Regions from separate parts of the Homo sapiens genome. Here regions 2, 3, 4, 5 and 6 are each linked to region 1. The links are chromatin loops, found by intact Hi-C in ENCODE. Cell type or tissue: Calu3. All regions are shown on one strand. Region 1 overlaps LOC101929710 (a long non-coding RNA gene). Region 2 overlaps LOC101929710 (a long non-coding RNA gene). Region 3 overlaps LOC101929710 (a long non-coding RNA gene). Region 4 overlaps LOC101929710 (a long non-coding RNA gene). Region 5 overlaps LOC101929710 (a long non-coding RNA gene). Region 6 overlaps LOC101929710 (a long non-coding RNA gene).

Region 1 (4,000 bases):
TTTTGTTGTTGTTCATTGTTAATTCAAGTTTGAAATTCTCCCTCCAGAGTGTGGCAAGGGTCAGTAGCAGTCATTATTGGAGGTTCTGCTCTCCAGAGGCAGTCAGGCATCCTTGGAGGATTGCTCAGTGCAGAAAATTCTAGGAGAGACCTCTTTTCTCTAGCCTATCACAGTCACTGCTTAGTTGTTTATTGGCTGGGCCAGAAAGGTCCATTTAAAGGCTGGAGGTTCTATTCCTAAGCCCACCCACCCACCTCCACCCCTAGTGCAACTTGGGTGAGGTGGCCTGGTTCTCACTACTGGGAAACTCAGGACCCTGCACATCTATAAGCCACACCATCGGAGGTTCTGCCATCTTCAGGGAACTGTATTGGAAGGGCCTGGTTTTCAGCCTGCTGCACAACTTTCTGCCACTGGCCCCTTTCTCTGTTCCAGAAAAGTCACCCCCACGGTCCTGTCACTCACTTCCTTCAACTACAATGCCACTTCCTCAGGTATGAATATAGCCACACAGTAGGCATAGTAGTGACTATTTGCAGAATCCCAATTAAATAACCACTTCAAACAAAAGCCTAGGATGGAGCTGCTACCTCAGTGTCCCAGAAACTCGTTTTTCACCTAGAAGCACAAAAGTGATCCTTACCCTTGGAGGCAAGATCAGGAGCGCACAATACAAGGGCTGACTTGTTCATCCACTGGAGACTCTGCTACAGTATAAATGCAATATCAAAAATGATATCTAAATTCATTATCCTGCTATAGAGGCAAATGAGCATGAGCGCCTTCCATTTCTTGCCTCACCCATGCCTAGGAACAGAGCTCCACTCACACCCTGCATTATCGTCCTCCAATTTCAGAAGATGCATTGTCTCCTTTTGTTCAAGGCCGACCCCAGTTACACATGCCAAGACCAGGTTCCACAGCCATCCTCCCTCTTGAAACATCCACCTTTCCTCTTGCAGGGGTATGTCCTCTTCAGACTACAAGCTTACTCATCTCCTTCCCATTCATTAAAAAAGAAGTCTACCTTTGACCCCCATGTCCTCTTAGTGATGTCCTATCTCTTCTTCTATTTCATCCAAACATCTTTAAAGAGTTACCTATACTCAGTGTGACCACTTCATGTGCCATTCACTCTGCATCCCCTGCAATCTGGCTTCTGCTTTTGGTAAGGCCACCCATATTGTAGCTGGAAAATTCAGTGGACATTTTCCAATCTTTGTCTCACTGTATGTTTCTGGGGCATTTGGCCATGTTGCTTGTGTGCACCACTCACTCTCTATGATAGTCATATTATATTCTCTCAGCTTGCCTCATTTGTTTCTGTTCTTTCCCAACCATGGTCTCCTCTCCCTCCATCTACCACCCACATGCTGGGGTTACCTACCTTTCTGTTTTAGCCTACCGCTCTTCTCATTACTGATACTCTTCTTGGGTGGATTTTTCTACACTCAGGATTTCAGCTACCATCTGTATAGTAATGACTGTCTAGTTCAATCTCCATCTCCAATTTCTCCCCCAAGCTTTAGGCTCACCAATTCCATCACCTGCTAGGCAGCTTTTCTTGGGCACTCTTCAGACATTTCGGATTCAATTGCTCAAAAGCTACATGTATCACTTCCCTCCAACCTAAACCTCTATTTGTTCTGTTACCTTCTCTTTACCCAGTGACAAAAGTTATAAAATGTCTGCCTTGACTTTTTTCTTCTCCTCACTCCCTTTATCCAACTGATCATTACATCCTGATGTTTTCCCCTCCTATGCATTTCTCAAACCCATCCTCTCAACTCCACTCCTACCACCACTACCCTATCTCAAATGCACCTTCTTTTAACTGGACCAATATAACAGTCTCTCAATTGGCTTCCTGGTTTCTAGACCTGGCCCACTCCATTCTCTCTCCAGAGCTACCTGAATGATTCATATACAAAACAGTAATCTGACCCAGTCCTTCTCTTGCTAAAGTCATTCTGAATCTACACAAGGAAATTCAACCTCCTTTCCTGGGGCTGTCCCTTGTCTATCTCTTAAACCTTAGCTCCTACCACCCGCTGCCCCCTATTTTGACTCCAACTCTCAACCGGCAGTAGTTCTCTGCAAGTCTTCTGTTCTCTTTCTGTTCTTTACTTGCACATTTACCAATAAATATGTTTTACTCCAGTGTATTAGGTTAGTATTATAAGGGAAGTTTCAAGTTCATTTCATATTAAACATTAGAGCCTTCATGCTTAGGGAGAGAGGGAAAAAGAGAAAAAACCCATAGCTAAATACATAGTTAAGTCGCGTTCTTCTCCAACGCAGCCAAAAATTGGACTGGGCCTGAGATATTTGTGTGCCCTGTTTGATTGAAAGCTGTTAGAAAGTATGCCAAACATTTTAGATTTTTCGCTCCCAGAGTTCTTGTAAACCCGGCAGAACTTGTCTGTTATGAAGAGTGGACTGCCCTCTAGAGGTTCCCATTGGAAGGAGCACATCAAACCCACAGTGTTAAGGCATTCTGCAGTTTCTTGTGAGGTTTTGCTGTAGACATTTACTATTACTGTTCTTTGTCCCCAAAATGCTTTTCCAGATGTCTAATTCTGAGTCACACATTTTTAATTTACTTTGGGAATAGAGATTTGGGGTAAAGCATGTGATGGACCTCAAAACACTCAATTTGGAGTCAGGAGATGTGACTTTTAGTCCCGGTTCTTCCTTTAATATCTGAGGACTTAGATTTCATGTCTGTTAATCAAGTAGTAGAAGATCACACTTCAAAACTGTGAATCACCAGAAAGTATGTTTTAGGAGTAAAACTGGGAAGAGTTTCATTAATTCAGTAAATATTTAATATGGAAGACCCTGGGGTAAGAGCTGTTTTGCAGAAGCTAGGAGTTTACGTTTGATCTTTACAATGTTAGATGAAACATATTTGAAAAAAAGACACTTGGAAAACATTTGGGCTTGCAATTTAAATGGATGAATTTAACCCTGATATCATAGAACCCTGAAAGCGAAACTGAGCTAAAACAAAGTAAAACTTACTCTGATTCCAAGGGTCTCTTCTGACATGAGAGTGGAAATGAATCACACAACCACACACACACACCCATAGACACCCTAATATGCCATTAAGCTCTGACCCAAACCCCTTTTAGCCTGGTTTCCCCTTTTCTATTTTCAATCAAGAGAGAAAAAAAAGGAAGTCTTTCATTTAATGGTAAGAACCAACTATGGTCTCTGTATGCTCATATAATACTAAAGAATTATAGGTAAAATTATATTTTATGTACTTTATTATGGTACTATGTCAATTGACATTGAACTTCATAGTACACTGAAGAAAGGGAAAAAATATTAGGACACCATTTATGTCCGTAGTAACACTGGAAGTAAGATGCCGCAAAGCTCAGGACACAGTAGCTAGGAAACAAGACGTCTGAATTCCTGTGATTCCACACATGTTTGGAGGGATCTGGGGACACCAGCTGGATCTTCTGTAATGCAGGTAGCCACATCTGTGCACCATGGTTATGATGCTCACTTCTGTGGAGTTCAATGTTAATGTCCTCTTTGGCATCTACCTCCTCCAAGTTCAAAGCTGGACTGCTGTGCTGGGAATCCAGCAACCTGAACCTTTTTCTTCATTACAAATCTGGACATCTTTGGACTTGATTTCTGACATCAAATCAATGGTTTTACTTCTCTCTTCATTAGTTTACTGTCTGTCTTTACAAAGTCCTCTGGGCATTAGCAAAGACATGAACCTAACAGAATACCTCTAACATTTTGAACACATATAAAACATTAGTACTTGAAATTTTTCCTTATGTTTCTATAGCTAAGGAAAACTTTTAATTTTTTTTTTCTGTCTTAGCCTACTCTATCCAGCATTCCTTGCTGGAGGCACAGCTAGGATGAAAGCTTTGGAATGAGAAATGAAAGGAGTAAATAGACTTGACTTTACTAACAGTGTCCATGTTTTTATTCCTGAAAGTTATGACACAACAATTGTTAGACC
Region 2 (4,000 bases), 81 kb before region 1:
AAATCAGTATCTAATGGAGATTCTGGCTAGTGTGACAAAGTGTAATGAAGACTGTCTCATCTAGTTTGCACAACTACATAGTGCCTAGTACATAAACACTAAATATTACTGGCATCATTCTATTATTATTATTTAATAATTTGACAAAGGAAGGGAAAAGAAGGAAAATAAATATTGTTTGGAGATTAAAGATTTTTTAAATATTGCATTTGTCCCAGTTGAATGTATTTGAAATGTAATAATTTGAATATCCAAAATGTAAAACCAAGAGATATGATGTAGCATATTTTATTTCCAAGGAATCCTACAAAATTTCGCCTACTTTGGTACATACCTTATCAAAGTCATTTTATCTACCTCTAGCATTTTGTAGGAGAGGCTAGGGAATGTGTGCCCAGTGGTTAAAAAAAAAGAGAGAAATTCACTTTTCTTTTGGCAAGTCACAGACATTCCTTGGGATTGGGGTGGGATGGGGTGGGTTAGCACAGTAAACTGTTGCTGTGAACTCTAATTATTTTTTAAATATGATTTTCAGTTCTTATTTGAATGTTAATGGATTTTAAGTATTTATCTCTGACCTAATTTAGGGTGAGAGACAAAACCTTGGAGACAGCATATATAGAATGTCATGATCTTCCCAGTTGCTTCATGGAAATATTCATATACTGACCTACTCCTCTTACTTTCTCCAGGGCACAAAACTACCATATATATTTTCTTCTTCTAGTATGTCTTAGAATATTATTTCAGTGACTTTATGTTATTACTTATTTCAGAAACAAAATGCAAACAGAAACAATAAAGGTCTTAATCTAAAGACTAAAGTAATTCACAAAGAGCAGGAATAGAAACTAAATTCCATACCTTTTCTCTTTTGACTTCTAATTTTCTTTTCTTCAAGTAGCTTTTATTTCTCTCAATGCTTATTCTAATTCTAATAGCTTATTGCAATCTGTATCTATCTTTGCAATATTCCTTTCTTATTTAATTCCTACTTCCATGTCTACATTTTAAAAAGTGGTTCCTATATTCAGGAGTAATTTATTACTTAGCTCTTGAGAGAGAAAGGTGGCTATGTATGTACATTTTCTTAAAATGTGCTTTGAATTTTACTCCAGGGACAGTGGTTGAAATCTTGCCCAGAGTTATCATGTTAGTTACAAAGTAGACATGGACTGATGTATGACAGGAGAAGAGTTTCTGATATCAGGAATATTTGATTTTATTTTGGAATAGGTGAAGATTGAGGGTTTTAAAAAAATTTCTGTCTTTAAGAATTTCCCATTAAAACACTATTTTTTAAATCTGTATCCAGAGCTGGAATTTTATATTGCTAAAAGTATTACAGCCTATTCTCACTTTTATTCTCCTTTGTCGGGCATATTTGCTCATGTCTAAGTCTTTTCAGTTATTCTTAATCCTACTTAAAATCTTTGGGTGGATTAAAAGTTGCATTTCCTTGTAGCTTATGTTGCAAGCATCAAATGATTAAAAAACGAAGATAATTTATTTTCCTACCATAAGCTTAATGACTCATATTCTGGAGCGGATGGGGGTTGGCAGGGGGAAGAAGGGAGGCAAAGAAAAGTAAAAAGTAAATAGCAGGCATGTTTCAGGAGAAACTCCAGCCAGGGCTGTTGGGTTGAACTTTATCGATGCTGCTTCATGATATGTGTCAAAATAAATGCAGGAAACAGCTTTTGCCTCAAAGCTTGGAATGTTGTGGTTAACTGATATTTAGGTAAAGGAATGTTACAATTGGAATAGCTGGCCTAAAACTCTTCCCAAAACCATCAATTTTATTTATTAAACTTGCTGAAAAGACGAAAAGTGACAAGGAAAGGCACAGATCATTTATTTATTTGACAAGTTTCTCAGAGTTCTTTTCCTTGATAAAGCAGCAATGACGATGAATTTTATTATGCTTAGTGTATGTGTTTGCTTGGTTTAAATTATTTACATATTTACTGTTAGGGCAGTAATAAAACCAGGTCAGTCCAAATAACTTTTTTTTTGTCTTGTCTGTGGAACACTATGAAAGTTGCATTTTTAATGGATGATGACCACAGTTGTTTTTAGGATTCCTGAATGAAGTCATGAAGTCTGAAAAATTTTGGAACCTAGAGTTTTAACTCATGTTACAATTTGAGTAACTGCTTTACAGAAAAGGGCCTGGTCTAATTTTGAGACTGTGGCTTGATTCTCACAAGTTTGATGCTCATTTCCCAAGGATAATATATATAAGCCCATAATTAAGGCTGTACTTTAGTTAGACTTGAGTTGTGAAGAAAGAAATTCAGGTTACTTTAGGGTTCCGTTCCTCAAATCTGGTGTTCTGTGCTATGCTTTTACAGTTAAGTGTGCTACAAAATAAAGTCTTTGGGACCCTCTGTTAAATAGGTTTAAACTTTTTTGGAACAAGATTTCTAAGAGACTTAAATGTGCAAGAGAGCATTCTGACTGAGAAAGGATAAGGCATGTAGCATTTCCAGATCATTAGCAAGCAGTATCTATTCTCATCTCTCAGAACTCTGTTTCTCAGAGCATGGTTAAGGAGAATTTTTATGTATATAAATGTATCACCATCAATAATCAAGGCAGAACTGTATATTTATATTTACATAGTATATATTACATATTATATATAAACTTACATATATATTATATAAACATATAATTTATACAGTATTTATGTGTTTATATGTAATATGTAATATATACTATATAAATATACAGTTTATACAGTATATTTGTGTGATATAAATATACGGTATATAAATATATAAATATACAGTATATAAATATACAGTAATATATATATATACTATATAAATATACAGTTATGCCTTGCTTATTAATGATGATACATTCTGAGAAATGTGTCATTAGGCAATTTTGTCATTGTGCTAACATCATATTTTGTATTTACACAAAATTAGATGGTATAGTCTGCTATGTGGGTAGGCTATATTATAAAACCTATTGCTCCTAGGCTACAAATCTGTACAGCATGTTACTGTACTGAATACTGTAGGCAGTTATAACACAATGCTAAGTATTTGTGTACCTAAACATATCTAAACATAGAAAAGGTACAGTAAAAATATCATATTATAATCTTATGGGACCACTGTCATATATGCAGTTGATCGAAATGTCATTAGGTGACACATGACTATATATAAATACATGATAAAATACATAAATATAATAATAGTATATACAACCTCTTTATTATTTTCCTGTTATTATTTAATCTAAGCCTAATGTTGTATTCCCTCTGCAGAAACCCACATCATAACGGGCCAGCACAGGGAGGGGCACCAGGAATCCAGGACCTGTTGGTTATTTAATTGATGACACTGGCAGATTATGGTCTCTTTTCCATGCATGAGACATGGTGCAGGTCTGCATGACGTCGTCTTCTTTTCCCTTGTGCATTCATAAGACAGATGGCCCAGATGGCGCTGTGATTCATTGTGAAGCAGGAAGGAGATAACGCAGCAGCATCTGCAGTGCTGCTGGGAGGAACACATCTGTAGCAATTGGGTGGATCTTTACTGCCTCTGGGCTGTTTCTCCCTGTGCTTAGGTGCAGGTCTTGATGAAGAAGAGAGTTCTGGGGGCAAGAGCAAAATTAATTTGTATCTTTATCTGAGTTTAGAAGGTTCCTGGGCTCCTGTTAATATACATCAAAGCAGTTCTAGAGTCATCTTAAACTTGCTCAACATTGCCAGTGTGCATGTGTAGAGGGATCTCTGTAACTCTATTGGGTTCTGATCAAATGCATTACAAATAATATGCAGGAATCTTAGCAAGGTTAAACATCCATCTTGGTTGGAAAAAAAAGAAATGTTTTCACTTGGGAGGCTTAAATATATCTATTAGATTATACTGAATTGTTAAATAAAGTGGGGATATCTTGGGATGGAAAGGATAAAAGGCAAGATTGCTGAATTGACGTTGATGTTGACATCAGTTGTTTAAAAGGATTGTTTGGT
Region 3 (4,000 bases), 240 kb before region 1:
GGCCATTACTGAGTTGGTTTAAAATATACATGATAACTTTCAAAGAGTGAAAATTAACCCATTGTCTCTTTTGTATTTGACCTAGAAGATTACTATAACATACTATCTCATAAAGGGGAATAATTTGAGGCCAACTTTCCTAACTAATATTGTGATTATAAAGGGAAGACCCTGAAGCTTTTCTATTTCCGGAAGAAAAACCTCTTAAATTCTACTTTTCAGACATGATCAAACCAGGCTCTAATGCCACATTGGCAGCTTTAGAATCATAGAAAGAGCTGAAAGAGACCATAGTGTCACCCAGTCCAACCCCTTCATTTTGGAGAGACACCGTGTAGCTTAACTAGGATCACAGAGCTATTTAGCGGCAGAGTGGGGCCTAGAATCCAGATCTCCTTAATCATTGTTCGGCGATTTTTCCAATTCACCCAATGCCTTTTCTCCTACAGTCAAGATTTAGAGGTTTTATTGACACATATTCAGATATTGTTATTCTTAATTTAAAAAATTTAAAGATTGATGTGTGAAGATTGATATCATTGAGAAAATTCTATAGGCAGTGCTGGGGGTTGTGTTACATTTCTCAAATTAAAATAAAAAAAATGAGGGACCAAACTAGATGTGTTTGGGATCATATTTGGCATGAGGATCAGCATTCGGTGACCCAATTCTTTATTTAGTTATGGAGACAAGTCTAGGGCATATATGAAACAGGTGAACAATATACAGCTGTTTTGTTAAGTGATACAGTACATGGTACAGAGAAAATGTTTATTGAGCAGTGCAGGAGGAAGAAAAGGTTAAATCTAGGTCCTGAAGAATGAGTATGGCTTTGTGTGCATTTGGAGAAGCAGGGCATTCCACTAAGAGCCAGCAGCAGCTGTTAAGTAGTGAAGGGACAATGGGCAGGGTGGAGCATGTCTTGCGTGTTCATGGGTGCCTGGCGAGGAAGCCAGTCTGACTGGAAAATAAGCCCAGCTGGTAGGGTGCTGTAAGATTATGCAGGACCTTAGAAGTGTGATAAAAGAGGTCAGACTTAGAGACCACAGGGAGCTGCACCTTGCATTTTGAGCTACAGCGTATCTTAACAGAGGCCTGTTTGATACTGTCACTTGGACAGTGTTTGGCAGTATGGGTTTGAAGGGTCTGGAAAACTACTTATGAGGCCCATGGGTATCTAGGCAGGAGATGGTAAAATGAGAGAGATAAGTACAGATAGAAAAGAAGAAGAAACTATGAATATATTTCAAAGGGAAAATCACTAGGGTAATTGTTTAGATTTGGTAGATTGAGAGAAGAAACTATTCAAAGTCCTAGGCTTTTTGCCTGGCTGACCAAGCTCAAAGAAGTTTGTGTCCTGAACTCCATTCCCTGCAAAGATTAGAGTTTGAGCTGATTGCTCTACTAGAACCTATTCCTGGTTGGCAATCTTCCTGTCCTCATGTTTCAGATTACAGAGCCCTTGTCTTAAAGGCATGCCTTATTTCCCTCAAGGAAAAACTATTTGTAAGGAAGTTAGTTGGTTACTTGCACCTACTGTCTGATTATTGACTTTGCCACTTAGTTATCTTGTTGTTAAATACACAGAAAAAGATCCCTGGAGCCCATTAGTCTCCACAGGTGGAAACGTATTTAATCTTTGGGAGAAAACCAAATTACTTACCTAGAATGTTTGTTCTCTGACTAATAATGTAGTCATGTTGATCCACCCCTTATGCCCAGTGAATTTCCAAAGATTTGGCATTGAGAGAGTGGCATTAGAAATTGTTTAACTCATATATATGACTAAGGGAGCCAGTAATACTCACTAGGAGACTGATGAAATTTAAGAAGATTCTAGGGCACAAAGGACTGCAAATCTTTTACAGTAGGGTGACCTTTTTTTTTTTTTCCTTTCTGGTCCAAGGGACATTTGATTCCATTACTGCCATATCTCCTTCTCCTGATATAGGCTGAAAATAAGATACACTTAGAAGAGAGCTGTGCTGCGAGTCTTTCTAATGCCAGCAAACATTTATGTAGTGAAATATTTAATACTTTCAGTGATCTTATGAGGTAGATAGAATTATCATTCCCATTTTACTGATAAAGATATGGAGAAAAGTTGAGAGAGGTGAAGTGAGCTGGGTGTTGAACGCTAGCTGTTTGACTTTAAATCATGACTTTTCCTCACTCTACTGTGAAGAGCTTGGGCAAGAAGTCAGGCTCAGCAAACCTGCCAACTTGTTTACATGTTTTATTTTTAAATTACGTGACATTGGTTCTCTACGGTTTGGACTTGTGTATTACAACAAGCAATACAGAGGCTTGCATATTACTCTCCATTGGCTGTTAGCTCTTGTGAAGTAATTAGGCTACAAAAGTCTTCCTTATAGTTATTTAAATCATCCAGCAAACCCAAATTCTTGTTTTGCTTCTTACAATGGCCTGCTTGCCTTGAAAAAAATGAGTATTCCATTTCTCTTACTATATTTAGCTGCCTGGAATGGTAACTTCTTCTTGCTTTTTGGGACTTTGGCTCAGAGCCAAGGTCATTGTGCAAGAAAAGGGTGAAATGGTTGGATTTAGGCTGTATCTTGTGTCAGTCATTTTTGCAAATGCAGCATTTTGACCAAAATGCAGCCACATGGCTCTAGGAAATGCTGGTTTGCAAACACACTTGGTGTGGTTTGCTGTTTTGTTTTTTCTCCCCCAATTAAGGTTTCTTGATCAGCTTGTCTTTAGAACACTTGTAAAAGTGTTCTAAGGTAGAATTCTGGCCAGGTGTAGTGGCTCACCTATAATCCCAGCACTTTAGGAGGCCCAGGTGAGAGGATCGCTGGAGGCCAGCCTGGGTGACATAGAGACACCCCTGTTTCTATAAGAAAAAAAAAACAATTAGCCAGGTGCCTGTATTCCCAGCTACTTGGGAGGCTGAGGCAAGAGGATCATTTGCACTCAAGAGTTCCAGGCTGCAGTGAGCTATTATTGTGCCATTGCACTCCAGCCTGGGCAACAGAGACTCTGTTTCAAAAAAAAAAAAAAAAAAAAAAAAAAAAAAAGACCTATTATATGAAAGGGTGATACATTCTCTACTTTAACCTGTGGCAAATCATCAACAATACTCCTCATTTTAAGTTTGAAGAAGATATGCTAGGCACCAAAAAGAAATTGCATCTGAATATGATAGAATCATCACATTCCTTGACCAGAAGAGACCTTGGTTCTTTCTTCCTTGTCCCTATCTTCTTGACAAAGACCCACTGAAAACATCTTCAGAAAAGACATAACATTAAAAAAAAATCCTTAAAGAGAGCCCAACTTTTCCTTATTATTAATTCTAGTGTTTAGCAACTTAGATTGTATTTAAATAACAGAAAAAAGCAGTTGTTGACAAGGTTGATCCAACTCTGTAACCATATTCCTCTTTGTTTTGGCCAAAATATAGCCAGTTTAATTGATTTTGTAGACATCAGCTATTCAGATGGAAGAAGATACCAGAATGGGTTATGTGGTACTCAGGCCACAGTGAAAGACCTAACCTCATTATCAGTAACTTCATCCTTTACCTAATCTCAATCATGGAAGGTGTGATTCAAGTAAACTTCCTCTGAAGCTGCCCTAAAAGGAGGTAGAAATAGCTTTTTGCCATTTACTGTGCAGGGAACCTCCATGTATACTGGAAGATAAGGACAAGAAACTTTGGATCTTTAGAATAAATCATCAGAGGCTCCTTTGCTGCTCAAGTCATTCAAATGACCTAAAGTTGTTCATTAAATGAAATAATGCTTGTAAACAATTGAGGACAAAGCCCTACAGTCCTAAGGGCTTAGTAAAAGTTAACTGTTATTCTTATTTAGAGAGACTGGTCCCAGAGCTTTAACATCAGCCCTCCACTGTCTCAATCCCTGCCACACAGAAAAGGACAAAGGAAGGTGATAGAACAAGACCCAGGGAAAGGGAGGGGAACAAAGCCATTGGCCTAACCATTCCTGCTGAACAACTGTCATTACTTTAGGGA
Region 4 (4,000 bases), 180 kb before region 1:
TCACCTTCCTCTGAGGTGCTCCATACCCACTCCTAGGCAGCTCTACTTCCCACACAATCTCAGACTGAGTCCCATTTCTCCTCACCTCTCCTCTCCCTTCTCCCCTCCCAGCTATGTGAGACCCTCTTAGGATTTTTATTGTTATTCAATCCTTGCTCCTATGTGGTCTCTCTATGGCTTCTGCAACTTGCTTCTACCCAGTGGTAATAGTCCAAGATCTCACAGTCTATGCCCTAGAGCTGCAGCCAGGTCTTGTGCCAGGCCCTACCCTTTAGGTAGAGAGAGTCCTAAAGGGAGGGGGCCTCACTGAAGGATGGGGAGGGGCCCTGCAATAGCAGAGGACAGCAGCTATTCACCAACCTTCTCGAAGCCTTTTGCTATTTTAACCTATGCGGAAAGTAAATCATTTTCAAGTGTATTTTATATCGTATTGAACGTGGGAGCCTTCCAGAATTAAGCCCCAGCCTTCACAGTCATTACTGACATATTAATTACACACTCTCAGGCTGACTTTCCAACTTTGGAATCACTTGCTGAGGCCCCAAGAGGACATTCATTTAATTAGGGCAACAGTGACCTGATTGGTTTGTTGCTCTTCAGACTTACCCTTTAGTCCTAAGAGCCTATACCATTATGGGCTTAGGGGTAATTCACGATGTGGTATGAGCCCTGGGCAGCACATTATTTTTTTCAGAACTGACTGATTGGAATGTATCTGTAGTAGGGTTTTTCCTAATTCAGTCTTCAAAGGAGACCAGTAGAAAGCATCTCTTCTATTACTTTCATTTGGTCCCTATGACATCCTTGCATAAAATTACATGCATCTCTTTAGTATAAGATGGGTGATCCTATTTCTTCCACCCAATTTAGAGGAGGAATATGAATGTTTAGAAAATGGTACAAACTTCTGAGAAAAAGAAAGTTGTATGTAATTTAGAAGATGAATAATCTTCAAATAACTCCCTAAATTTGAGCTCCAATTAGGGAGAAATAATTAAGCATGTTGGCATTGAAGAAATAAAGTGTTTCAACTCACCCTCTGATCTTGGTTGTGTCTCTTTACGAACTCCAAAAATTAAACATAATCATGGACTAGATAAATAAACTTATTACCCACCATTTGATTATGCCATTTGATGAATTGACTAAAGTTTCTCGGATATCTTTTCAAAGTTCCCCCAGGGGGCAAAATCCCTCCAGACCCAGTTTTTAGGGTGCCTTTGAACTGCCTACAGCAAAGGTCTGTAAACTTTTTTGGTCAAACTCCTCTATCCATAAAAATTATTTGACTACTTAAGTCTTATGTTCACACATTTCCTATTAAAATAATATATGTTATAAAACTTTATATAGTTCATTTGGAAATTTGTGTATTACCTTGTGACAAATCTTCTGTTGTATTTTGAATTGTTTTTTAAATAGTTATTTGTGATTTACACTGTCTTAGGTTTATTTTTTTTCTCTGAACAGATTTATTAAACTGTCAAGGTCAAGAATTTAAAACAATGTATTCCCTGTTTTTAATACAGCCCTTTGATTAATTGAGTTTTTTGGACCAGAAAGCCTCGGAGTTTTGTCTGGGTTTGCCCCACCTGTGTGATCACTAGCAAGCCAGTCAACATCCACGGGCCCTGGTGATCTCATCTGTAAAGGAAGTGGTTGGACTAGATGATTTCTAAGATCCTCCAGCTTTATAATTTGGATAATAGGATTTAATTTGGCAAATCTTCCAAAAGGATGTTGTCTAAGTTGGAGAAACCTGACCTAATTTTGACCACAGATGTTGTGGATTTGGAAAAACCTTTTTTAGAAAACTCCTCAAAGACAAAAGTATACTCACTGGCACTAAAGGTGTGGTGTCCTTACTATCTTTCCTAGCATAGATCTCCCTTACAGTGTGTCCAGGTGCACTGTGGAATGCCACACCCACAGCATACCTGAAGCAAGGGGCTGGTTACACATTAGAATCGTGAAACTGTTAGCAACGGAATTATTCATAAAAAGAACCTCAGCTGAGAGCTGAGTTCAATAATTTTTAGCCCAATTAGCCAGCAATTGGCCTTCTCACTTTCCTTGATTGCATTATTTTAAAAATCTTTGTTTGATTTTTCAAAACTGTGTGTCCAAGCTGTGGTGTTTAAAGAACTAGATGTACAAAAAATACAAATCAAAATGTCACATCCTGTAAACATACCATAAGCTGATTATGTTAAATGTTTTCTTTATTCAAGCACGTAGATTTAGGGCTTAGCAGTGGTAATAAACATTCGTCTGAAGAATAGATTTTGATCAAGGAAGTCTCCCATTTGTTCCGTGTATGATCTTTATTCTGTTGGTTTTCCCAGGGTGAAAGTCACACAAAAGAAACAAACTACAGCTCTTGGAATGTAATTCCAGTGCCCCCCTTACACCCCCCCAAAACAAACCAGAAAACAAACAAACACACACAAAAAAACCCAACACTAAAACTGGCCTAACAATGCAAACTACCATGTAATAAGATCCTACCACACCTAGACAGCCACCCATATCCAATCTGTATCCTGGAAAGACTTATGACTAAGCAAAGAGAGGAGAGACCATGAAAAGAGTCAGTCATGGATTTTTAATTTGTAAGCACAGACTAATCCAGGGAAGACTTACAGCAAATTTTATTCTGATGCCTTTTATTCTTTTTTATCATGCAATCTGTGTCTGTCAGCAACAGCCTTTGATTGCTTCTTTAGCCATCTGAAATGCTAGGAGGATCCTTGTTTAACCAGTTTTTAATAACTGCATCTCTATGCCACCCTCACCATCATTTCATTTGCTTTCAGAACCAGAGTTTTTTACTCACTAGATAATATATTTAAAGATCTATAATAATATGATTAAAGTCGGGGGGAGGACAGTAATTATAAAGGAAATGAAAACTCAAGAATCTTATATTTATTTCTGTTCCAGGCAAGTATCAGTTCTGCACAGCAGTCTCCTTTCCCTTGGGGATATTGTATGATAACATTGGTGAGAACATATTTGACACTTTATTTGTAAAAGGTGCTTTATGTTTGTCATCTAGAAAATGCTAATGTGCAGTAGGCATTGGCATCAGATGTGGATGCTGTGGCTAAACACAAGGGGAGATTTCCCATGAAAAATTGATAAATGTGTATTTCATGAAAATGATTGCCAGCACTATCTTAAGTGGGTAATGCTGCCCTTGGTAAGAAGAATATAGAATAAATACCAGTTTTTATTTCTTTTATGCCACAGTTTGTATGTTAAAAGTTAGGTTAATTACCCTGATTATATGATTAATGCTGAAATTGACTTAGCAACACTAGTGATATTGCATTTTGTGACCCTCTTTTGTTCAAGCCAGCTATTTTGCTTGCCAGGTGTGCTCAAACTGGAAAAAGGCAGAAGTCTAGGAGCCCCCTGGAATTTGATGTAGATTTTCCTTTAGGCTTAAAAAGAAAAATTTTAAGTCATAAAATTCCACTGTGGGAAGTATACTGTCCTTTTTAAAATGCTAATGAAATGCTCACAGCATGTTCAGGACTAAGCAGAGATGATACAGATATGGTCAAGGCATTTGCATCCTTAACTCTTTACAGCCTGAGTATTTGGGAGGCTGTGAGTCAACACCCTCTCCTGGACACCCTCCCTCCTCATGCTGGGATGGTGCCAGAGTGGGCAGGACTAGCCTTACCTGTGGGGACAGTAGGTGACTCTCCTTAAAATGCTATTTTCTCCGTATTAACTTGTCTATATTGGAATTTTTAAATTATAAAAGTGACTTTTTATAGGTCAAACAACGCAAAGTTGTATAAAGCAAAATGATGAAACGATGTACAAAGAAAAAGCTAGTAACTTCCCTTCACCCCATCTTGAGGAAAGCAGTGTCCTCTTCTGCTATTTGTTCAGCCCTTCCCCATACTCATACAAACATATACAGGCAGATTAAGTTTATATAATGCAGATTTTTGTTTTTTACTTTATGGAAATAGGATAAAATACA
Region 5 (4,000 bases), 310 kb before region 1:
AAAGCAATGTGGCAGTGATATTTGTAATTCCTAGAGACTGGACAAAGCTTCCATAGGATCCCTTCCTTGGCCCCTCTCAACCACAAAGAAAAGTGTTTTGTTTGTACCAAAGAACTTAACACAGAATCTTATCAGAAATATCTGCAATTTTTTTTTTCACAACAGATAAAACTGCTTGAAGTATGCTTTTTACAGCTACAAGCAAGATAATAGTCTGTTACTAGGACCTCTACTTCTACTGCATTACTTGATAAAAACAAGTGAATTAGGCTCTCTGTGTCTAATATATTACTTTAATAAAAACAGATTAATGCTATTTTGTGGGAAGTAAAGACTTCAATGCAATTTTAGCCTTCTTTTCATATGAAAAGAAAAGAAGTGCATATTTTTTCCTTCCCTGTTTCTAACACTACAAAATCAGGGTGTCCAACGCTCCCTTTCTCAGAACTTGATGGTACACTTTTTTTGCCAGGATAATCTCATTGATTCCAAGTAGAGGTCAGGCCTTCTGGCATGTTTAAATGTCATATTCTAGGTCATATTTTTGTTAATTTATTTCTAACCACATTAACACGTTTTTCTGCTCCTGAGTCTCAGTAAGATTTCTGATTGGGCCAAAAACCAGTGCTTGAACATTTGAGTTTGACTGTAATTAATCTGAAGCTTTTCCACATTTCTCCAAACTGACCGAATTTAACAAACTCCTTTTCTGCTGTCTTAGTCTGTTCAAGTTGCTGTAACAAATTACCGTAGGCTAGGGGGGTTTAAACTGCAAAAATTTATTTCTCACAGTTCTGGAGGCCGGGAAAGTCCAAGATCTAGGTGCCAGGGGATCCTATTTCTGGTTTCTATGAACCACTTCCTGGTTTACAGATGATCGTCTTCTCTTATCCTCACCTGGTGGGAAGCAGGGAGAGGATGCAAGTCCTTTCATGTCTTTTCTTATAAAGGCACTAATCTTATTCATGAAAGCTTCACCTTCATGACCTAATTATCCCCCAAAGACTCCACCCCCAATACCATCACATGGGAGATGAGGCTTCAATATATAAATTTGGGGGGGACACAACAATCAGTCCGTAGCAAGTTCCATGAATGAATTAATTACATCTTGCGTATCTTCTATGTGCAAAACATGGGCTAAGCTCTGGGGATAAAATGGTGAGTCAAACACTCTCAGACATGGTCATGTCAGTTGCTTTCCATGGAGGGAGGCACACATCAGTCCCATCACATAAACAAAGGTAAAATTGTTGTTCTGTTAAATAGAAAAACAAGCTGCAGAGACAAGAAGCTCAATACAGAGAGAATTTGAACTAACTGGGGCTGTCAAGGAAGGCTTTTCTTTGTGAAGTTACAACTGAGCTGAGATCTAAATAAGAGTTAAGTAGCATAGTGTCCCAGGCAGTGGGAACAGCATGTGTAAAGTTGGACTATCCATCCCTACTCGAGGGGATTCTGCTGTCTCCACAAGTAAAGTTTTATAACATGTGAGAGTCTGAACTTTTCTTGTTCACATTCTAACTAAATCATAGAGGTAGGGTGTGGTGGCTCATGCCTGTATTCCCAGCACTTTGGGAGGCCAAGACAAGTGGATTGCTTAAGCCCCGGAGTTTAAGACTGGCTTGGGCAATATGGTGAGACCCTGTCTCTACAAAAAATAAATTAAAAAATTAGCCAGGCATGGTGGCATGCACCCGTGGTCCCAGCTGCTCAGGGCTTCAGCCTGGGAGGTCAAGGCTACAGTAAACCTTGATTGTGCTACTGTGCTCTAGCCTGGGTGACAGAGTGAGACCCTGTCTTAAATCAATCAGTTAGTCAATCAGAGTGGCTGAAAGTGTAGATTAATCAATAGGGCCTTAAACTGGGTTATGGTGGGACAGTGATTTTGATGTGCTCTGAGACAATGGACTAATAAAGAGGAGAAGGAAATAGACAGGTGAGCTCAGTACGATACTTGGATCTGGAAAACAGAGACTCTGGGCCCTCTTCTTCAGAGAGTCCCCAAATCAAAAATATATAAAACATATAAAAAGGAAATGATTTAAAAACCACAGGCACTCTGTCATGAAGCTTTCACCCTTGTGACTAACACTTAGGCCCCAGGGAAATTCTTTTCCACATCTTTTAACTGGCCTCCTGGAAACAGAAGGCAATTGTACTCGAACTCCATGAAGTATTGTAGATTTATGCTACATCCCAAATGAGAAAAGCAGAATGCTTCAGGGTCCAGGGAGGATTTGGACTGCGAAGCACTTAGGTAAAAGAAAAGATAAATTAATTAACTTGTCAAATCTTTCTTCTGGTAGTATAAATGCAATAAGTATTTACATAATAAAGTTTCATTTCCCACTAGTGCTAAACATCCATTTTCTTGCTTCTCTTCATATAAATCAATTCATGGTCTGGAATTATTCCAGATATGCTTAGTATTTGCAAATGTTATGTATGGTGGCTGAAGACTATTTTGCAATATTAAACAATTCCTCTTACTCTTAAATTTGTATGCATCTGCTGGGCATAGTGGCTCATGCCTATAATTCTAGCAACTCAGGAGACTGAGAAGCAGGAGGATTGCTTGAGGCCAAGAGTTTGAGACCAGCCTGAGCAACATAGTGAGACCCTGTCTCTAAAAAAACCACAAAAATGAAAAAATTAGCTGGGTGTGGTGGCACATGCCTGTAGTCCCAGCTACTTGGAAGCCTGAGGTGAACTATGATCATGCTACTGTACTCCACAGCCTGGATGATGGAATAACACCTTGTCAAAAAACAAAACAAAACTAAAACAACAATTACCTATGTCTTGATATAATATGCTTAAAGTGTGGTATCAACCCTTAATATCAGCAACTAGATGGACATTGATTACTGGAAATGCAAATAGTTTTATTTTTACAAAAATTTGTAATAAAATTTCAAAAATAAAAATAAAGATTTCAGCATTATTAATTTTGCTTTATAATTTGATATTCGTTATAGCTTTTTTACCTATTAATTTTAATAAGTTTGACCTTTTAGATCATTGAAAATGGGGGCCAGTGAAGAAATAGAGAATTGTGGTAGAAATACAGAATTTAAAAGTAGAGTTCAGAAAGAATCAAAGATTGGAAAAAAACAGGAAATATAAAATTTTTAAGAGAGAGAGTTCATTTAAATTAAAAATAACAATGTGGAAACAATGTAAATGAGCCAACTTCTGTTGAGCATGACTGTCATAGAATTTGCAAACAAGAGATCACACAAGTTCTTATTTAATGAAGATTTAACTACTCAAAATAATGGAAATTAACAAGAACATTATTCTCATCAAATCTACAATGTAAACAGGTCAGACCAAAATATCCTTGCAACTTTATATTCTTTATTAAATGAAGATTTAATTACTAATTAAAACCATGAGAATAAAAAAGAGACTCAAATTTATATCAACTTCATAACCCAGACAACAAAAGCAACTGCGACCTGCCTGTTAGAAGATGGAGAAAATAAAGGTCTTGAAATCAGAAAATTAGGGAAGAAATCCTCCAGAACATTTGACTGGATGATGATCTTGAAAATGGAGATATTCTCCTTCTGAGAATGTGAGAATATTGCTAGGAAAACACATTCCAATTCAAATGAATGATTAGGATTTTCTATTACATTAACAAGGCAGAACTTTTAATATTTTATTCCAAATTCTTTCAAATAGGAGATTTTACAAACTCCTATTAGCCATTGAATGTTTTGTGACAGAAAACACTTAAATTGTCAATTAGAATTTTATGAAATTCCCTTTAAACACAAAAAATTACAGATATAATTACTAGAACTGAAAAAGGGTGAAATAAATAGCAAACAATTGATAGTATTCAAGAAATAAAAGTAAATATCAAACTAGTACATGGGAATAATTTTTTTCAGGTTTATTTCGGTATAATTGACAAAATTTGTATGGAATAATATTCTTTAAAGAATAATATTTTCAGACAAGATCATAGGAGGTAAAAAAAGAATAT
Region 6 (4,000 bases), 160 kb before region 1:
CACATAAATGATTGAGAGCATCTCAAAGAGATAGACATGTAATTTAGATGGTAAACAGGGCAATGGGCTATAAATTAATTGGGGTAACTTTACACAACGTTGGTCAGTGATGTCCTTTCTAAAAGCGTGACGTTGTTGCTGTGACCTGAATGACATGAAGCAACTATCTATGGAACAATGTGTGTTAGTGTTTCACATGGATGCCATGCATGTTTTTGTTTTAGTGGTTAGACTAGAGTGATGCTTCCACTCAGTGAGATAGAGCAGTATGTTTAAATATGTGTTAGTTTGCTCAAACTTTTGTGATGCTTTTCTAATACATCCTGGTTATTTTTCTTAAATATTCCTATTCCAGCACTAAGAGTACAGAGTTAATTCCTTTATGAGGTCCTGTTTGAAGTGCAACTGCTGATGTATAATTTCACAAACATCATTCCGCCTCTAGTAATGTTATTTCCTTGCAGCAATAATAGTCCAAGTGGGTAAGTGCTACCATAGCGGAAATTACAGGGAGCTAAGGGCTCGTCTAGCTCTATTTTGGAGGCTAGGTAAGGCTTTCTGAAATAAGAGGTTTCTAAACTGTGATCTGAAGGACAAAGAGAATTTTCCCAGGCCCAGGGAATAGGAGGACAAGACAGAAAAGTCTTCTACACAGAGGAACATGTGCAAAGGCCTTCGGAGAGAGAGAGAATGTGGTACATTTGGGGAACTGCCAATAATTTGCATTTGGCTGAAGTGTATAGTTCAAGAGATAAAGTGATAAAAGAGAAGGCAGTCTAGAGAAAGGAGCAGGAGCTGATTACAGATAAGCTTTGCTGAAGATTTTAGGCTGAGGAAAAGGACAACTTTTATTCATTAATTCAGCAAAACTTTATGAAGTGCCTTATGTGCTATGCACTGTTTTAGGCACTGGGAATACATCAGTGAACAGACAGAAGTCCCCACCTTCATTCTGTCTACATTCTAGGGGGCAAGGTAGATAGCAAACTAAGAAATTCTTAGGTAAGATGCCAAGTTTTTGAGGATTTTTGAGTTTGATGCAATATGGAAGCAATTTTTCAACTGGTAACACTTGAGAAGTCACAGGTTAACACCAAAGAATATGTATATTTTTGACAATGCCACTTGAGATTTTGGCATACTTTCACTTTTCTGAGTGAAACTAAACTAAAAGTTTGTCAGTCACAAGGACTGGCTTTTCTTTCTTCCTGAGCCCCTTCTGATAAGGACCTTTTCATAACCCTGTATCGCATGAGTTCTCAATGGTGTTAATTAAATTAGTAGAGCAGTAAATTGGTAGTGAGGCTGCTACTGCTTTCTTAAATAATTTGGAGCTCAATGGAATTACATTGTTTTGCAGAGATTCTTTAATAATGTGCCTTTAAGCTTAGGACTGCATCATCTAAATTTCTCTGTCATAGAACTTTTTGGAAATTGTACCAAACTGGGAGTATATGCTATTATAATACTTAAGAATTCAAATAACTTTTCATGTCTTAATGCATTTGCCCTAAAGTAAGAGTTGGTCACACATGTGAGTTGAATCTAAGAAGTTTAGTTTTGTGATTGAGCAAATTTATTATTATGATTATTATTATTAATTTTAGAGATGGTGAAATTATCCCTCATTAAAAAATCTACTCTGCACTTTACCAACGGAGTAGATTTTGCTGAAGTGCTAACAGATTGCTCTAAAGATACATTCCAAATTACCACCAACTTCCTATTTTGGGAAAAAAAGAAAGGAATCCAGTTTTAAGCCTCTGTCTCTTTAAAACAAAATGCGAGGTGGTGAACTATGTGGCACTTTTGATTATATGTTGAAACCACACTAAGTCCCTGAAATCCAAGAGAATATTGTACTCTGGTCCTTTGTGCAGAATGCTCACATGAGTGCTTACAGGAACCAATCCAGAAGCAAATTGCTGCTGATAGTAACTGACAGCATGAATTACTGCATTTTCAGAGACTCTGCCAGGATCAACCCGTATGATCTCACTTTTGCTCATATAGCAAGCTGAATATGTGCATGTGCTAGAACAAGCCTCCCAAGTTCAGGGAATGGCAAGGTCTCTCAGCAGTTTGAAAATAGCCAGCACCTTTGAAATGAATCACTGTGGCATCTAGTCAGCTCATACTTATAAAACCGGTTTTTCTTTGGTTAATTTCTGACCTTAAGCATGTAAAATCTCTTAGAAAAAGGAGGAACTGATTCATCTGTTTATTTGTCATGTGAAAACCAGACAAGTCAATGAGTGCTGAGGACAACATCAATTTCTCCTTAGCAAGCCGAGCTGCTTCTGGTTCTGCAACTCACTCTGGTCCGTTTGGAGACGTTTTGCAGCTAGTGATTCCCCTGTTGATTCTTAACAACTTTCAGAAATCTTCCTGTAATTTTGAACAAATAAGAACATTGAAGGAAGAACTGTACTCTTCGCTAGAAATACTCAATTGACATAAAATATATCTGATGGAAAATGCTCTAAAAATGAATTCATATTTTGTATACCAACACAACCAAGATCACTAAAATATAATTCAAACATGAGAAGAACTCATCTCAAATATACATATCTGGACATAAAAGTAGGAACTGGAAACATTTGTCCAAAAGATGAAACCATAGATTCAATATCCACAACCACAACCCAAGATCAGTCTCAAGATTTCTTCCATTATTTCAGGACATTATAAAACTCACCTAAATAGTAATAAAATTGCAGGGGAATCTGCATGATTTAATGCCTTTGCCCATCATTAGCAATGTAATCTAGTATTTCTGGGAAAACATAGACCTTCTGAGGTCTTTAACTCTGTTCTTGGCAGACAAAAAGCCTTCCAGGTCATCTTTAAAGACATATTTATTTTTAATTCTTAGGTCTACACATGTTTTCTGTTAATAAGTTGGAATCTTAAGATTGTATTCACTTCTTTATTTATTTTAAAAAATACTCAGTTCTCCTGAAACAATGGTGCCTTTGAAAATGAGGGGGCTAATAGAATAGAAGAAAAAAAAAGAAGCCTTTCCTTCTTTGTTCCATGTTTTGCTTTCTCTAGAAGGGGTGATGGGCTCTAGTCTTTGCAGGATATTTCTCAGTGAGTTAGCACTGCTCTAATGGTGGCCTTTGAGAGAAAGAGGAAAAGTGGGAGAGCCTTGTTTGTTATGGGGGAGCACTGGCTGGTTGAAGACAATCTGAAGGGGAGGTTTTTATCTTGGAGAGCCCTTCCTGGGGAAAATCAGAGGTGGAGATAGACAATCCCAGCATGGTACATGGGATAATATGATGGAGTAATGGGTGCATAGATGAGAGAGCACTTATCTCTCAACTTGGACATTTTACAGGCCTATTTATACGGGCCTCATTCAACAGGTTCAAACTCAACTGATTACTTCTTGCTCCTCCTTCTGTGTTCCTGATCTCAATGAAGCCCCATCTTCCATCCCAGCAAGAAGAGAGAGAAACTTAGGGGTTCCCTCTTGACTCTCTTTTGCCCTTGTACACCAATCAGTCACGAAGACCTGTCAATTATAACTCATTTATCTCTCTCAAGTTCTCAAATTTCATCTTCTTCTCATACTAAATACATATATGTCCTCTCCTTTACAAATAAGCCTGCTAACTGCCCCATCCTTGGTCTCTCCAATCTGATCTCTATCTACACTGTCTAAAACACACATATGACCATCTCATTCTTTTACTTAAAAGGCTCTCCATTGCGTTCAGGAAAAAAATAAAATCAAAACTCCCTTAAATGGAATATTTACCTCTCAATGAATATTCCCTGTCCTACCCTTGCTTCATCACAGGTTTTGTCTTGAATGCCCTCTCTCTGTCCTTTCTTCTCCTGGATAATTCCTACTTATCTTTCACATTTTGATTCAGCTATTACCTCCTCCTGGAAGACTTCCCCAAACCTCTTCCTGACCCTCATCACAAAAGGTTCCCAGTGTCCCTTGTTTTGACCACTGTGCTAATACATCATGTATCTTGAGGGCAAG

The links. Peaks named below come from ENCODE experiments on the same cell type or tissue, not always from the same donor. Only the 100,000 strongest peaks of a DNase experiment are listed, where the experiment ranks them.
Region 2: a loop joins it to region 1, with 4 times the contacts of the local background. A loop is called at or near these places in 25 of 110 quality-filtered maps.
Region 3: it touches region 1 in a loop (5-fold over the local background); 5 of 110 quality-filtered maps call a loop at or near these places.
Region 4: it touches region 1 in a loop (7-fold over the local background); 5 of 110 quality-filtered maps call a loop at or near these places.
Region 5: it touches region 1 in a loop (4-fold over the local background); 6 of 110 quality-filtered maps call a loop at or near these places.
Region 6: it touches region 1 in a loop (5-fold over the local background); 8 of 110 quality-filtered maps call a loop at or near these places.

What each region holds. Positions count from the first base shown.
Region 1 is chr5:96,334,136-96,338,135 of GRCh38, forward strand. All of the region lies in intron 3 of LOC101929710 (a long non-coding RNA gene), which reads left to right. The region is part of intron 1 of LOC107986365 (a long non-coding RNA gene); the gene reads left to right. It also overlaps a transcript of CAST not described here. Among named protein-coding and RNA genes, the nearest start is that of PCSK1, 97 kb to the right of the region's middle. In Calu3, a CTCF peak has its summit at 2,467 (motif pointing left); DNase peaks (open chromatin) are centred at 1,976 and 2,436.
Region 2 is chr5:96,253,560-96,257,559 of GRCh38, forward strand. The region is part of intron 1 of LOC101929710 (a long non-coding RNA gene); the gene reads left to right. It also overlaps a transcript of CAST not described here. Among named protein-coding and RNA genes, the nearest start is that of MIR583, 180 kb to the left of the region's middle. In Calu3, no CTCF peak of the experiment used is centred here; a DNase peak (open chromatin) is centred at 1,592.
Region 3 is chr5:96,092,547-96,096,546 of GRCh38, forward strand. The region is part of intron 1 of LOC101929710 (a long non-coding RNA gene); the gene reads left to right. It also overlaps a transcript of CAST not described here. Among named protein-coding and RNA genes, the nearest start is that of MIR583, 15 kb to the left of the region's middle. In Calu3, no CTCF peak of the experiment used is centred here; DNase peaks (open chromatin) are centred at 955 and 1,715.
Region 4 is chr5:96,155,642-96,159,641 of GRCh38, forward strand. All of the region lies in intron 1 of LOC101929710 (a long non-coding RNA gene), which reads left to right. It also overlaps a transcript of CAST not described here. Among named protein-coding and RNA genes, the nearest start is that of MIR583, 79 kb to the left of the region's middle. In Calu3, no CTCF peak of the experiment used is centred here; a DNase peak (open chromatin) is centred at 1,930.
Region 5 is chr5:96,024,415-96,028,414 of GRCh38, forward strand. The region is part of intron 1 of LOC101929710 (a long non-coding RNA gene); the gene reads left to right. The region is part of intron 2 of LOC105379096 (a long non-coding RNA gene); the gene reads right to left. It also overlaps a transcript of CAST not described here. Among named protein-coding and RNA genes, the nearest start is that of MIR583, 53 kb to the right of the region's middle. In Calu3, no CTCF peak of the experiment used is centred here; a DNase peak (open chromatin) is centred at 2,157.
Region 6 is chr5:96,175,512-96,179,511 of GRCh38, forward strand. The region is part of intron 1 of LOC101929710 (a long non-coding RNA gene); the gene reads left to right. It also overlaps a transcript of CAST not described here. Among named protein-coding and RNA genes, the nearest start is that of MIR583, 98 kb to the left of the region's middle. In Calu3, no CTCF peak of the experiment used is centred here; a DNase peak (open chromatin) is centred at 2,050.